2 separate regions of the Mus musculus genome follow, and region 2 is linked to region 1. The links are chromatin loops, found by intact Hi-C in ENCODE. Cell type or tissue: left cerebral cortex. All regions are shown on one strand.

What was found. Peaks named below come from ENCODE experiments on the same cell type or tissue, not always from the same donor. Only the 100,000 strongest peaks of a DNase experiment are listed, where the experiment ranks them.
Region 2: a loop joins it to region 1, with 4 times the contacts of the local background. A loop is called at or near these places in 6 of 42 quality-filtered maps.

What each region holds. Positions count from the first base shown.
Region 1 is chr1:160,181,528-160,189,527 of GRCm38, reverse strand. No RefSeq gene overlaps it. Among named protein-coding and RNA genes, the nearest start is that of Mrps14, 9.7 kb to the left of the region's middle. In left cerebral cortex, a CTCF peak has its summit at 4,812 (motif pointing right); DNase peaks (open chromatin) are centred at 4,828 and 5,872.
Region 2 is chr1:159,519,880-159,527,879 of GRCm38, reverse strand. It overlaps Tnr (tenascin R), which reads right to left and starts at 4,111. Exons shown (of 23, transcript NM_022312.3): 1 at 3,665-4,111. In left cerebral cortex, a CTCF peak has its summit at 4,171 (motif pointing left); DNase peaks (open chromatin) are centred at 1,538, 3,684, 4,134 and 4,599; H3K4me3 peaks cover 2,913 bases; H3K27ac peaks cover 1,464 bases.

The DNA.
Region 1 (8,000 bases):
TTGGCTCTAGGTTGAAAAAAATGGTAAGGGCGACAGTGTTGAGCAGTGGTTTTCAGCCTGTGGGCTGCGACCATCAGAAAGCACATATTTCCAATGGTCTTGGGCACCCAGACGCCGCTCAGTAGTAGTACCATTACGGTCATGAAGTAGCAACAAAAATGTTATGGTTGGGGATCAGCACAACATGAGGGTTGCAGCATTAGGGAGGCTGGGAACCACTGTGTTAGAGGATGAAACTGAGGTGCTGAAAGGTCAGGTCACTGACTAAGCCCACAGAGCTCATTTTGGACTGCAGTGTATGTTCTTGTCTTTATGTTGTCCTCTGGAGATGTGATGGTTCACTGATAAAGACCTGGCTGTTGTAATGGAACACATTTCCTATACAATGTATTAATTAATTGGCTTGTATATGTAACTTCTACCATTTTAGTCAATCAACAAACAAGTGACATTAGTAAATGTAACTTTTATTCACCAGATATAATTGTTGTCTCTGAGGCTCACTGCTGAATAAACTCACCCTTCTAGTTCTTTCTGAACTCTGGCTGGCTGGTTCAATTCAACTGTTTGGGCTCAAACTCCTCTCCGAGGTAACTGACTCAGATTGGGTTCTCTCAGCTTGTCACTGAATTCCTCTACATGGCTTCAAACTAATTCTGACAAGTTGCTCTAATCTTCTGAGTCCTTGTTCTCTGGCTTCAACTGCCTCTGCATGAACTCACGAATGAACTCAGCTTCACTGCACTTACTGAGTTCCACTGAACTCCACTGAACTGAACTAAACTCACTCAACTGAGCTGCACTCACTGAACTTCCCTCGACTCTTAGGAATGAAAGGTGTGTACTAACAAACTGCATCCAGATCATACAGTAATCCAGGGCATTCATTTTAGCCAGACCATATAGACCTAGAAGATCACTGGATGTGATCCCTTGCCAAAGCAACCATGTTGCTGGATTAAAATTCCCTCTACAGAGATTTTCTCCACAAAATAATTCTAATTCACACACACACACACACACACACACACACACACACACACACACACACAGAGAGAGAGAGAGAGAGAGAGAGAGAGCACATGTGAAGGATGCAAAAGAAATGGGTAGCAATATTGTCTTTGAAGAAGAGAAATAATGACTAATCTTTCCTCAGCAGGCATTGACATCATATATATTATACAGCCATAAAATGGAGCACCTGTGGTGCTCATAGTAAAATCAATAGATGGCAAGTGAGCTAGAATATCTGTGCAAGAAGCTTTGATCATGTATTAACAAAAGTATAAGATCAATAAACAAACAGTACTTGGAAAAACTTGAGAAACTTGAAATATTGTCTTCATTTCTTACCAGATATCAAAGTACACTTCAGGTAAAGTGGTTAAAAGTGGGGCAGGTGTGGCTGAAACCGTGGGTTCAGTGCTTAAGAGCATTGCACTGCCTTACAGAGGATCTAACTTGGTCCCCAGCACCTGTGTCACATGACTCAATCCCTTATAACTGCAGCTGCAGGGGGATCTGGCCTCCTCAGCACTTCCCTCATATGCACATACCTCCCATCAGACAGAAATGCATATACATAATTTGAAACTGACAGTAAAAATAACTCTTTTCTTTTTTAAAGAAAATACAGAGGGATACAGTTTTTAAACAGTTAAATTCCAATCGACAGATCTCAGGATGCCCAATAACACTGGAAGTATTCAGCCTCGCCAAGGGGATGCAAGTTAAACTAATGATACCGAGACAAGCTAGCAAATCAGTTTTTACCTTTTAATTCAATGTTGTGATGAGTGTGGGGAAATGAGTAGCTTTATACTCTGTTGTGGGACTTCAAATTCCCTAACTTCTGCTGAGCAGTTAGCTTTCCTAAAATTTATACCTGTTGGCCCAGTTGTGCTACTTTGAGGAATGGATTCTGAGGAAAACCTGAAACTGGGGAAAGTTATACATAATTATACTTACCATGAAATTATTTATCATCAGAGAAAATTAATAAGTCCACAGTGGGGAAACGAGTTAAATGGATTAAAACATAACATATCATAATTCTAACTGCAAAACAAGACAAAACAAAAAACCAATGGGAAGGAGCTAGAGGAAGACAGCTCAATGTTTAATCCTCTTTGCTGCCAGGGAACCAGGTTGGATTCCAGAACCTACATGATAGCTCTCTTCTGGCTGCCATGGGCACTGGACAGGCATGTGATGTACAGACATGTATGAAGGCAAAATACCTGCACAATAAAATGAAATAAAGTAAAATAAAAACAGGACAGTGGGGGCTGGCTGGACTGTTCAGCAGGTAAAAGCACTTCCCACCAAGTCCGCTGACCTGAGTTTGATCCTCAGGACCCACTCGGTGGAAGGAGAGGACCTGGTTCTTCAACGTGTCCCCTGACAGAGGTACGCTGTGGAATGCATGAACTCCAACCCCACCCCACAGAATGAATAAGTATAATAAAAATGTTTTAAAATCTGTTGCTTGTTGAGTGTAATAGTTCATACTTGCTTCCTAGCACTTAAGAAGCTGAGGCAGGAGGATCATCATGAGTGTGAGGTCAGTCTTGGCTACATAGAAAGACACACTCTTAAAAAAAAAAGTCTAGGATGACTAAGATCAAAACCTCAGGTGAATGTGTGTGCTGGGAGGAGGTGGAGCAAGGGTTGCTGGTGGGAGTGCAAAGTTATACAGCCACTCTGGGAATCAAATAGACAAACATCAGTCCCTGACACTACTAATGATACTCTGCTATCCTTGTAGAGAGAAGTCTAGCATGACTGCACTCTGAGAGGCTCCACCCAGCAGCCACCTCAGACAGATAGATACAGACACCCACAGCCAAACAGTGGATGGAGCTAGGGAACTCTTATAGAATGGGAGGAAGGGTTGCAGCCCCTAGGGGAATAGGAGCTCCACAGGAAGACTAACAGAGTCAACTCACCTGGACCCTTGGGGCTCTCAAAGACTGAACCACCAACCAAAGAGCATACAAGGGCTGGACCTAGGCTTTCCCACACATATGTAGCAGATATACAGTTTGGTCTTCATATGGGTCCCGAACATCTGGAGGGAGGCTATCTTAAAAACTGTTGCCTGTTTGTGGGACATGTTCTTCTAGCTGGGCTGTCTTGTCTGGTCTCAGTGGGAGAGGAAGGGCCTAGCCTCGAAGAGACTTGAAGTGCCAGGGTGGGGAGGTACCCAAGGAGATACCTCCCATTCACAGGAGATGGAGTGGGGAAGTATTGTGGGAGGGGCTCACTGGGAGGGGGGAAGTGAGATGGATATAAAGTGAATAACTAAGAAAAAAATGAAAAAAAATCTGTTAAAAAAAAGTCTAGGGCTGGGTGTGGGGTGCAAGCCTTTAATCCCAGTACTGGGGAGGCAAAGGCTGAGACTCTGAGTTCATGGCCAACCTGGTTTACAAAGCAAGTCCAGGACCGCCAAGGCTTAGAGAAAGCTTGTCTCAAAAGTCTCTTCCCCCTAAAAAGTCTAATGGGCTTCAAATACACACACACACACACACACACACACACACACACACACACACACACACACATGCATATTTCTGGCAATCTTATGATTTAAAAATTTCCACATCCCCTATAATTTACATATATTACTTTAATACTTACGTGTATACAGAGGTTAATTTATAAACAACTGGTTTTCATCATCTAATGACTATCATTTCCACATAACATATTTTAATTATTTGATTTTGTATTTTCTGTGTGTGAGTGTTTTGCCTGTATTTATGTCTATGTGCACACTACCTTGTGTGCCTGGTGCCCATGGAGGCCAGAAGAGCAAATCAGGTACCCAGGGACTGGAATTACGGATAGTAAGTGCTGGGAATCGAACCTGGGCCTCTGGAGCCATCTCTCCAGCACACACCCATCGCCATGTTTTTAAAGTGTGTTTTTCAGTGGTGAAGGAAACGGTCATTCCTGGTACCAATCAGTATCCTTTGTTTATCCCCAGGGACAAGGCTTTCAGTGCCATGCCCAAAGCATCAAGAGATTAAATTTAACAAATGTTTGCTTCCTTCACATTTATTATAGTGCAGAGTTATCCACCCTCTCTTTTGTCTTCATTCTCTGGCTCCTCTGCTGTGTCCATTCTGCTGTCTCTATGGTTTATAACTTACTCCAGTACAGGATGGATGGTTTCCTTACTATCTCTGATTAGGGAGGACTAAAGAACTGTTTCCTTTTTAAATTTTGTAACGAGGAAGTAATGGAACTAACTTGGCACCAGCCTCTTAGTCCCAATTAAGAGTGTCTATGTGGTTTGTTCTTAATCCATGTCTGTGACCATGATAAGTCACCAGCATCCTTGGCTCTCCTGTTCCCCATCTGCCCTTGTAGAGCTTCGCAGGGCTGACTTTTTCTATGGCCTTTCACACTAGAGCTGGGTGTGTCTGCATTCATAAGAACTAGAGTTCTTGGACAGAGGAACAAACTCCAAACAGGAAGAAAGTGGGATTGGAGAACACGTAGAGGATAACAGAAAGGTGCATGCAACAGTTTTCCCCCCTCCCTCTCTCCCTCTCTCCCCCTCTCTCTCTCTCCCCCTCTCTCCCTCTCCCCTCTTTCCTTCTCCCCTTCTTTTCTGCTCTCAGCTTGAAAATGGTGTATATAGATGAAACTACTGTTCTTGTTATGTATCTGCCTTTGTTTAAACCCCACCAAATAATAATTCTATTGGTTAACTAGCATGGCGGCAGTGATCCCGGAGGCTGCCTCTTGCTTACATGCCTGTGAGACTCCTTCAGGAGTTTAGTGCTGTGAGCCATTTTGGACACAGGATGGCAGTACGACCACATCAGAACTCTAACAGCCAGGATCTCTAGGCAGATTCTAGGTCTCTCCTGTGTTTGTGTCCCCGCTCCCACCCCCCAGCTGCATTCCAAATAAAATGATAACACCGTGTCTATCATTAGATAGGATTCATGTCTGGGATTAATTTGCTGCCTTTACCAGCAAAAGAGGCCACATATTGTGTAGGGGCCTGTGCTCAATAAAAACTGCAAGGGAAGCACTGTCAGAGGAAGTTAACATGAAGCATTTTCCTTTCTTTCCCAGACTCTCAACTTGTCACAGATTTTTATTTGCTATTTAATAAAGAAAAATGAAATCATTAAATTCAATTTTAAGCCATTAGCAGGAATTGAACCACTCATTTCTAGATTATGCAATGCTAGTTCACAATGCAAAGTATGAACATTTTAATTGCATGCAGAATCACTGAGATTATACAATTCATATTTAATAATGTGTGACTGCCTATGCATCTCGTTCTTACCAGAACAGTGTGAATAGTGCATAAAACTAACTCAGCGGCTTTAATTTCTTTTCTTGATAGGCGTGTGCTCATGCTTGTACTCAATGGGAGGTTAGGGAGGAGTCAAGTCGCAAATAAATCCATGTCAAGTGGAGATGTGTTCTGGAGAATGAAGCAGGAAAGAAAGAGAATTGTGGTGGGAATCTCTGTGAGATCATGTAATAAGAGAAGGACTTTCATTGACATTTAAATGGAGATCTGGAGGACATGAGGGATCAGGCCCAGAGGTTTCTAAGGGAAAACATTCCAGGCTTCAGAAAGAATAACAGATATAAACATGTAAAGGGTGTGCAGTGGGAGATGCTTTAACAAAGTTAAATAAGGTAGAGAAAGCAGGAGAGGTCAGAACAGCGGGGCTCCTAGCATCCCACAAAGGGCTTCGAATTCCCAACATGAACTGCAGTAGAGTTCAACACTTCCAAATTGCTTATGAATTGATAAATGGCCTCACCAGGAACAGCAATAGCTGTCTTCTTTTCTTTCCTACAGTACTAGCCACCACTGTGAATTCTCCGGTCTCACCTCCTACTCTAGCTGCTGTTGGGCTGACAAGACCTAAGCAGGCAATTTCTAGTTTAGTTCACTTGTATTAAAAGGCACCATATATTTTACATCAGGTACCTCTCAATTCTTGTCCGTGGATTTCTCTGATGCTGGCTTGGATATCCTGTGAGCCAGAAGCCTGTTTGTCATGCACAGCTTCCCATGTCTGGTGAACTGACACCGGGGAAATACCATAAAATGGGGTATGGGGCGCCTGGGAAGGCCTCAAATAGGTGCTGAGCAATGGTGACCTGAAGTGGCTAACTTGATACTAATGTCATCTTGGTATGGGTTCTCCATTCTTTCTCCCCTCCCCCGCCCCGCCCCCCACTGTCCTCATCGCTTATTTTGTTCTTCACAAATTACTTGCAAACAAACTTTTATTTTGGATCCCACTTTGGGGAGTGGAGAGGGAAACGTAGGTGAGAATTTAGAATATCCCATCCAAACGATGGCCCTCATCCCATTGATTGTGCTGCGACTCTTTCATATCTTTTGTTCCTATTCTTGGTCCTGAGTTCAGAAAGACTTCACCTCTCCTCTGTGCTACAGTTAACTAGATTTGAAACTTCTCTTTTAGCCTTGCCTTTGTACTTCTCTATGGTTTTGTTTTCATTTTTGAGACAGGATCTTTGTACTCCTGACTGGCCTCAAACTCTCCTTGTAGACCAGACGGACATCAATCGTGTGGTGAACTTCCTCCTCCTGTCCCCTGAGTACTGACATTACAGATGTGTGACACCATACAGACCTTTCTCCCATTTTTAGTTGACCCATTATTTCTCCAATATTAGCCCCTACCTTCTTCTATTGTCAGAGACAGTACTGTCACAACACTGCTTGTTTTGGGGAGGTAGCTGCTCAAAATAAAATCCAAAGCCCCAGTGTAATATCCATGACCACAGTAGAACTCCACCTTCCTATCACTTTCCCAAATGCCTCCGAACACACTGGGCCTTTCGTTTCCTAGCTCTTCCCTCCGGTGGTTTCCCTCAAAGCCATTCTTTCAACCAAGCTTTCCATTCAGACCAGCTCAGTTCACACTGGTTTCTGTTGACCAAGAGGATGAGGAGGTTAAGATGAGAGTGTGGTATACAGGGTGTGTCCTGTGTGAGCACTGTTTCATAGATGTGTTTTTAGCCAGTCTGATCCTGCGTATGGGTCTGAAGCTTTCCCCCCAGGGTAGAACTTTTGCTTTGAATTTTATAAAGAGAAAAGAAAAATTTGTTTTTTCAGGTCTCATGGTAAAATAAAGTTCTGAGTGGAGCAAATGTAGGAAAAGCCTTTTAATTGGTATATTATTCATAATGGCTAATATCTAAATAAAGTCAAAGCATTATACACTGGCACCTTTTGAAGTGATGGTAATGGGTAAGATAGTTTCCACTTAGCATGCCCAGCTGAGACAGAGAAGTGTTCCCTTTCCTCCCGGGAGCTTCCAGGAGAAGCTTGCATATTTGTTTTGATTGGTTACAGATAATAGGCATGAAAGAGGTTTCTCTTTCTGAGTCCTGTTTTCCATCTACACAGTCAACGCTTTCTTGACTCGAGGCTTTGGAATTCTTTCCACCTTCTCTGGTTGTGTCCACAGGGCCACCGAACACAGTATTCAAGTTGGCAGTGTAGGACAGGGCCAGACTCATGGGCACATGGAGCTGAGCCGACATCCAGTCCATGTTGTTCCGCAGCTTGGCCTTCCTGCCTCCCTGGCTCACAGTTACAGTAATCTATCCATCCATGCACCCACCCACCCATCCATCGATCCATCCATCGATCCATCCATCCACCCACCCACCCACCCACCCATCCACCCACCCACCCACCCACCCACCCATCCATCCATCCATCCATCCATCCATATATCATATCATATCATATCATATCATATCATATCATATCATATCATATCTATCTGCCTATCATGTCTATCTGTCCATCTATTTTCATGCCACTCATCAAGTATATTTTAGGCAGGTGTTCTGTCATAGAGCTATACCCTTAGTGCCACATGTCTTTGTTTGTTTGTTTGTTTTGGCAGGGGGTTTATAATTCTGCCATGATTCAGATATACCAGGTAAGTGGCTGCTTGAGATAGAAATGGTTTTAG
Region 2 (8,000 bases), 660 kb after region 1:
CAGAGACACATATCGGCACAAACAAAAATACTTCACAAAGTTACCAAAAACCTGATAACTCCATTATTTCTAAATGATGGATAGGAAACTGCACTTATTACTGGAGCAAGAAGCCCAGAGATAGAAGCACGTTGAATGGAGTATCACTGGATAGAACTGGATAGATAGATGTAGATGCAGATGCAGATGCAGATGCAGATACAGATATACAGATAGAGATATAGATGGGGCCAACATATAGTTTCTGGTTTTAAAGCCACTCTTAAATAATAAGGATAAATGCACATAGCCCACTCAGGTCTTTGTGAGTGAAACTGGATTTCATGGAATGAGCTCTTGTTTTTCTCTCTCTACTAAGCTCATGTGGGTACTCTTTCCTCAGCTCTCTCTTGGGAGACCAGTCAGAGTGACTCATGACCATACACCTGAAACTTAACTTTATATTTTTAATAATGATTTCCACCTCATATCCCGAGTAATACCATCAAAAGAACTCAGATTATCTCAAAGGCGGGAACTTGCAGGGTCTTCTGGGGGAGACTATTTGGACTTAATTGCTGCCTTCATGCACACAATTGAAAGGACTACCACCATGACAACAAGCTGAGATGCAGAACATAGCCCTCCCTAACCTTTCCTCCCACCCATCTAGAATCAGTAAACATAGAACCTGAGATGTCCACATGAAAGTCCAAGGTCCACATAACACATCTACCATGAAATGCAATCAGCATTATTTATATTGCACAGTGCAGCCGTTTGAGCTATGATGGTAGCTTTGAACAAGCAAAGGGATTGTGGAAGAAAAAAAGGTCAATTGGAGAGAAGCATGCAGGAACTTTTGTATATTTTATTTGGGGTAAAGGTCAAATATTCATTTTGACACAGTTGTCAAAACTCTCTAATCCAAGTAGTTACCTTCTGTCCATGTTGTTAAATGAGAATTATATCCCTATTACAAAAGGGAACGGTTACCCATGTGAGGTAAATGGTGGTCACTTAGAGTGATTTACAGAGAATAAAGCAGGATGCTGGCTTCATCCTTCCCTCCATCTTTTCCTAGAATGTCTCATTTCTCTGTCTCAGAAGCAGCCTAGCAGAATTTCTTTTGTTCAGTGAGGGGAAGACAGACGTGAGTATGCAGTAGCCTTCTCTCCAGAACCCTGGCGGGTGTGAGAGAAGAGGCTTCTGGGAAAGTGGAGCCTTTATGTGTCTAGTTAGTTTGTACCATTTCTCACTCCTCTAGGTGATAGAAGTCCAACTGTTTCCTGACCCTTGGTAATCCTCCTACATCCCAAACCACAGAGGACTCAATGAAGGTGGCCCCATGAAGGGTCCTGTGTCAGCAAAGTGAACAAACATCCAAACTCGTACACCTATGGCAAGGTGCTCTAGGAAAAGGGCCTCTGCCTGGCATTCTGAGGTAAAGGGAATGTGAACACTGGGCATGTGACTTCAGTTCATCCTGGAGGCTGGCATCCCAGGGACTCTTGTCACCATCAGCACAGAGAGCTCTTCACTTGGTTTCTGGGCATCAGCGACATGGCAAGTTGTCTGGTTGGTTCTGATTCTTCCCCAGGGAGAGCCCACTGTTTCACAGTGAATTCACTAACAAGCTTTGCTGGTATATGTGAACAGCAGGTTCTCACTCTCCCACATATGAGCACTTCTGCACTTACAGGTGAGGAGATGAGTATATCAGAAGTTCTGTTTCTGCTTTTGCCACTCTCTGACCCAATGCTTGTTTAAAAATGGACCCAATAATGTTACTGGCCACTTTTTTTTTCAGAGAGAATCTAGGAGCATTAATAAGATAATTGTGACATCTATAACAAATGATGTCTTTAAGAGAGGCTCCTTTGCAAGGGCACGGCTTTTTAAGCATTCAGGGACCAGTTAGTTGGTAGAGAAATCATCCACTTACTGGTACACACTGGGGGAATGTGAAGGGAAAGGATGGAGTATGAATGAGTCTGTGTGGGCTTCTGATTCTCTAAAGTTGCATGCTTCAATCTTTTTCTACCATTACAACCTCTGACATCTCTGTCTTCCCATCTCTAAAAACTACTCTCTGCCATTCATTCTAGAGACACACTGAAGTTTCTAGTTCTGCTGCTTATAATCTCAGGGTGGAGATGGAGCTAAGGAAGGTGGTACTGTTTCTTTCATAACTATATCTCCCACCTAGAAGTTTCCCACAATCCAAAGTAGGGAACACTTTACTCATGTTGGAGAAAAGCCCAGGATTTTGAATTAAAAACCGTAACACAAGACATCACTGGGAAGAAGGTCTGTGTCTAACTCCACCTACCTGTCCCTCCCCCACCCCATGAGGAAAAGAGTGAGCAGAACCTCAAAGGGTTAGAGGCCAACCAAGTTTAGGCTTTATCTTGCAAGGAGCTGCACATCCCTCTTGGGATACTGGCTCCCAGGAAACTTTGGTAACTGAAGGAAGCCCCCAAGGCCACTTGTTGAGGAGCTTCATGTAGTAGGATTGAATAGAACTCAGGGACATGAGGGCAGGCAGATAGAGTCTCTAAGGAAAAAAGCAAGATAGGTAGAAGTAACTTATTGAAAGTATTGAGAGAGAGGAAGATGGGGGAGGGAGGAGAGGGAGGAGAATAGACAGGAAGACAGAGAGGCAGAGAGAGACACAGAGAAAGGGAGAGAGAGACCATGAAAAAGCAGTAGAATGTAGTAATGCCAGTCTACCATCTGTGAGGCCCTGGAGGCCCTGGGTGGGAGCTGGAGAAGACACTTTCAGGCTTGGGCCAGTCTAGGTTTTCCCCTGACTCCATAGACAAGTGAAGACAAACCCTTTCCTCTGGGCTGCTTGTCACTGACAAATGCCCCCAGGAAACAGGGGAGAGTGGACTTTTTTCCTCTCTCCAACCAAGGGTAAGAGAGAAGTGGATGGTCTTCCCTGCCTGCTTACAAATATAGTATAATTCGAGTCAGTCAGCCCCTGCCAGGCTGAGTATTTTCCTTGAAGTGTGAAATTAGAGACCTCAGCCCCAAATTTACCCCCAGCCTGGGGCTAACCTGTTGCATCTGCCCACCAGGAACTGACACCAGGAAAGGAAGCAAAAGGTCAGGTTAGGCTGTCACTACATCAAGAATCCAGGTAATCCTGGGGGGTGGGGGTGGGGGGAATGACATTTTAAAATATTGCTTCTCCAAGCTCCCTCCTGGAAGCACAACTTTTAACTCTACCTCCACTCCTGTCCCCCAGGCTTTTCCTGTAACACTTTCCCACCACCTATGGCTGGGTATGAAAGAGTTAATTTAGGAAAACCCAGGACTCTTTTCCCCAAACCCTCCCTCCCAGCTACATATAAAAAGGACAGCCTCACACGGGAGACTAGCACAATTACAAGCCTGCTAGCTCCGACCTCACCTGTCTTATGCAACAGTGCACACACATACATTTGCTCAGGCTCACTCCCAAGGCCAAGGTCCATATCCCCCTCTAATTCGGTAGACACACAGTTTTGCGCCTTTCTCCTTTCTTTTCTCCCTACGCAGAACCCCGCTTTATCGGCAGCCGAAAGAGATGTAACCTTACAGCCAAATGGCTTGAAGAACAAACATGCATCTAATCGCTCTCCGTGGTGCTGAAATCTCGCTAGCAAGGAAACAGAGGAGCGCAGTACTCCGGACTTACCCAGGTTGGGGGGTGGGTAGCCGGAGAGCAGAGAGCTAGAGCAGCTTCCAAAGCAGAGAATTCTTGTACGTTCGGGCTGGAGCCAGCTGATGCGCTCACCTAGAGCGCCCACCTCTCTCCCTCTCTTGCCTTCCTCTTTTTTTCTGAGAGGCAGAGAGAAGGCTTCACGAAAGAAACGAAACAGCAGCTGGTAGGTCTACCAGTAGAAGGAGAGAAGAAGCAACCAAAATAAGACCAAAAAGTCAGATGGCTTTACTCCACTCGTGGTAATTTCTTGGGTCAGGGAGGACCTCTTCTTTCCCTGTCTCTGAGGCTGCCCCAGCTCTGTCTCTGCGTGTTGAGCCAACAGCCTTAGCACAGTCGGTTCCTGCCTCTGACGTGAACGAGATGAGGAAGCCTGGGACCGCTCTGCTGTCTCTCACAAGCTCTCTCTTTTCCCCTCTTACTGAAATTTCAGCAGCATATTTTTAAGCTGTTTTTTTCCCAGCCTTCTACAAGTAGCCCCCTAGTGGACAGAAAAGCAACGCGTCTTTGGTCCTCTTGAACAGTCTGAGTTCAGGCTCCCTGCACCCACAAACTCTTGGAGACTGCTTTTCTAAAGAGTCAAACAGTCCCAGTCCTGATGGAGTCAAAGACTTCCCTCTGGTGAGCCTGTAGGAAGACAAAGGGCCTTTTGCTGATCCTTTTCCTGTAGTTGCAGTAGGAAAACCTGATATGGTATTGGGGAGGGGTATGCCTTTAGGATAAATGTTTGGCAGAAAAGGGGCAAAGGAGGTCTCTGCTCAGACTTGGAAAGGCAAGCTTACACTCATTAACTGCCCAGTAACTCAGCCACCTGGAAAGTGCTTTGGAACTTATGTCTACAAAGTCAGTCTTAGTTTTCGGCTGCCACTCGTGCACTATACATTTTGCTTCTCTGTGGCTCAATTCCACTGTTTGTAAAATGTGGATAGTGCTGCCCCCTCCCTACTGAATAGGAATGCTGAAGGAACAGAGTAACATACAGCTGACAGGAAATTTAACTCCAGTCTCATCCAAAAGCTTTGCTTACATCTGATTCACCCTTGACATATAATAATAGCTAACTTTATACAGCATTTGTACCAAGTGCTAAGCATTGCTACTAATCCTTACAGGTAACATCTCATTTAACGCATACATTAATCCTACAGTGCAAATGCTCCAATTGCATCTTTTAGACTGAAGGACTGAGGCAGAAAGGGATAAAATTTCTTGTCCAAGATAACAAAGCTAGTGCTATGTCACTTTAGAAGTCACAACATTTAAAGTAAACATGAGATAATACCTACAAGTGATCATTGTTGGTATTCTAAATAAAGTGCCTAGGTTGTTCCAATGAATTTGCATGTGGCTGAGTTTTTAATAAAATATTTAGAACTATATGTGCCAAATGAACTGTGGGGATTGCTATTACTTTTGAAAATCTGCTAAGAAAATACATTCTCTTAGTGATTTGGGCAGTTTCACAGATACAAAAACCAGTTGTGAATCTCATGAAATTGGAAAGTACTGGGTATTAGTAACAATTCACAGGACACATTATTTAATTTCTACACCTAAAGCAGATCACTGCCTGGAGCCTAATACAGTACTAGGATGGAGCCAGCAATTTGGTGAGCTGAACTCCTGCAATGCCAGCTAATGAGAATCAAGTAAGATGTGGGCATTTTCTTCAGAACTTCAGTCATGAATTCCTTACCTAATATAACTTGCTTTAAGAAATCTTTGGATTAAAAGGAATGAGGAAGAGCAAAGATGGGATTTGATGTTTTGCAAATCACAGTTCCCATTTTTATGGAATTTGCAGTTTCTCAAAGTGGAAAGAAAGGGCAGAGACCAGACAGTTCAGAGGCTGATGCCAAGACACGGGCAGAGGCAATGTAATAAATGAGAACACGGGCAAGAAAACTAACTTGACCAGAGGGCTGCAGGCTTCCACAGAGCACAGTATCTAGGATGAGACTGGAAGCATGAGGGTTATTTTAGCAAAGGGCCAATGAGAAACTGAAGCTGAAGGCATGGCAAACTCAAGGGGATGAAGAGAGAGGGTTGTGAACCTTCCAGGGTAAATATTACCTACTATTTACAAATGAGGAGGCTGGGTCACACAAATTAACTAGCTTTCTAATGATCTCTTGTGCTCAAATCAAAAGCATGTGTGTTTGACTCTAAAATCATTGTATGTAAGATGCACTTTCTCTTTTCTGAAGTGCACATACAGCTCTGTAAGGATTCTAGCACACACATTAACAAGCATGTGGCACCTGCAAAAACACAGAACCAGTGATCAATGAACATCAGGAGAGAAAGCCACAAAGAAACACTAGTCAGTTCAGAACAGGATCAATCAAAGGTAAAATAACTGTTTTTACTACATGTAGAATTGTCAAATGCATTAAAAAGTGGGACTACTTCGGAGCAGCTAAGATATTGGAAACTTGGATTTGAGTGGGGCAGGATACAGAGAGGATAAGAGAATTTCACGTTAACTTCTGTGAGCTGGAGGAGGGAGTTCTATCTGGGAAGGCTGATGAGGTTTTCAACCAGGAAGTTGTCATTAATCTGGACCTTAATGAATTTGGGTTCTGAAACTTATCCTCTGTTGCTGTCTACAAACTATGAGATCAGATTTGTCTGAAAGAAGAATGGAACATTTAAGAAAGAGAGGGTAGATCACTGTAATATAAAAATACCAAAGTTTGGAAGGTGGACAGGTTTGGGAAGAATGTGAATGAAATGAGACTGATGAGCTAGTCTGGGATATGTCAAGTTTGAAGAAAGCCCTAACTTTGAGATGTCTAGATGCTGGCTAGAGTATGTCTAGAGCTCATATTGTGCTCTGGTGTCGAGTATATAGGTTCAAACCCATTTGCTTATTCATAATGGCTACTGAGTGGAGACCTCAACAGGAAAGAGAGCTAAGAAGACTGAAGACAGGATCTCAACTCTTAATCTGGGTCAACTTTTATGTTTCTTTCACCCTTGCAGCTAAAGTGGTGGATACTCAGGAAATAGCTATGGAAGTGAACATTGCTGTCTCATAAGTGTAGCCTAAGTAAATTAAACTTAATATTGGGCTGAGCTCAATCACTAGTTCCTTATTGTCTAATCCTCCTTAAAGATGAGGCTCCTCTGGTACACTGTCCCCTCTGGAAGCTGGGACTCAATGGCCAGTATTCCAGCTGCCAAACCCTCCTCTATATTGTCATTTTCCACCTATGCATCCAGAACAAATAGAGTTTCACCCTTGGTACCCAGCTACCTCTAGTCCCTCTAGTCTCTGGAGCCATAGGATAGTTCATCATAATGATTTGCCTTCCTAAAGAAAAGCTATGCCCCACCCAACATTCCAGAAGGTTCTAGGGTCCACGTTTTTTGAACTTAAGGGTAGACACAGAACTCAGAAGATATAGCTATGACTTTGTTATAAGAATGGGGAAGGATGAGGGTTCCACTTTGGAGCATGGTAAATATAGAGTAGGCAATGAAAGCTCTAGGATTCAAGGGTAACCAAGGCCAACCACTGTCCCCGCAGTGTTGTGAGCTAGAAGAAAACACCTTGTTGTAAACATGAGACAAAGGGGACAAGAAACTTGGCTCTTGGACAGTTTATGTGATTACTACCCAAGGGTATCTTATGGGAGAAGTTGTCAAGAGCAACTCTTCCTCTTTTCTATGTAATATCTTCTCCAGAATCTTGTGCTTACATGGCTACAGTGTTATAGGGTTATAAATACTTGTCCTTCTATCCTATGAGGACATAAATTCCATGATGGCCAAGAAAATGTTTGACTTCAGGGAGTATTTGAAGAACTGTGGAGTTCTGTGGGTCCAGGATAAAGAGAATGTTTCAGAAGAGGGAAAGAGCAAATGAGCACAGAAATAGAGGGGGACAAGAAGTGGGAATTTTCTCTTTTGTGTTTGTTGCTCCACAACTTTTTCCTCACAGGAGAGGTGAGGGACCCTGTATATCCCTTGCCACTTTAAGATGGCTCTACCCATCACTGGGAAGAAAATCCTGGTTATACCTGCACCTTCTTCCCTGACTACAGCATACCACCAGCTCCCATATTCTGTAGGTAGAAGGCCCAGGATGACATTATATAGGTAGGGAGCTCAATGTTTAGGAAATAAGCAGTTGCTCTAAGGCAATGAAATAGCCCGGTCCTATCTTGGGGCATGAGAGACAAGAGTGTGCAATGTCTACAGTCTCTGAATCCTTCGGTATAGTTCCATGTCGTAGACCCTGGCCGTGGGCATACATGGATAAGTTCTTTCACTGTAATGACTATGAGTTCATGGGTACTCAGTATCG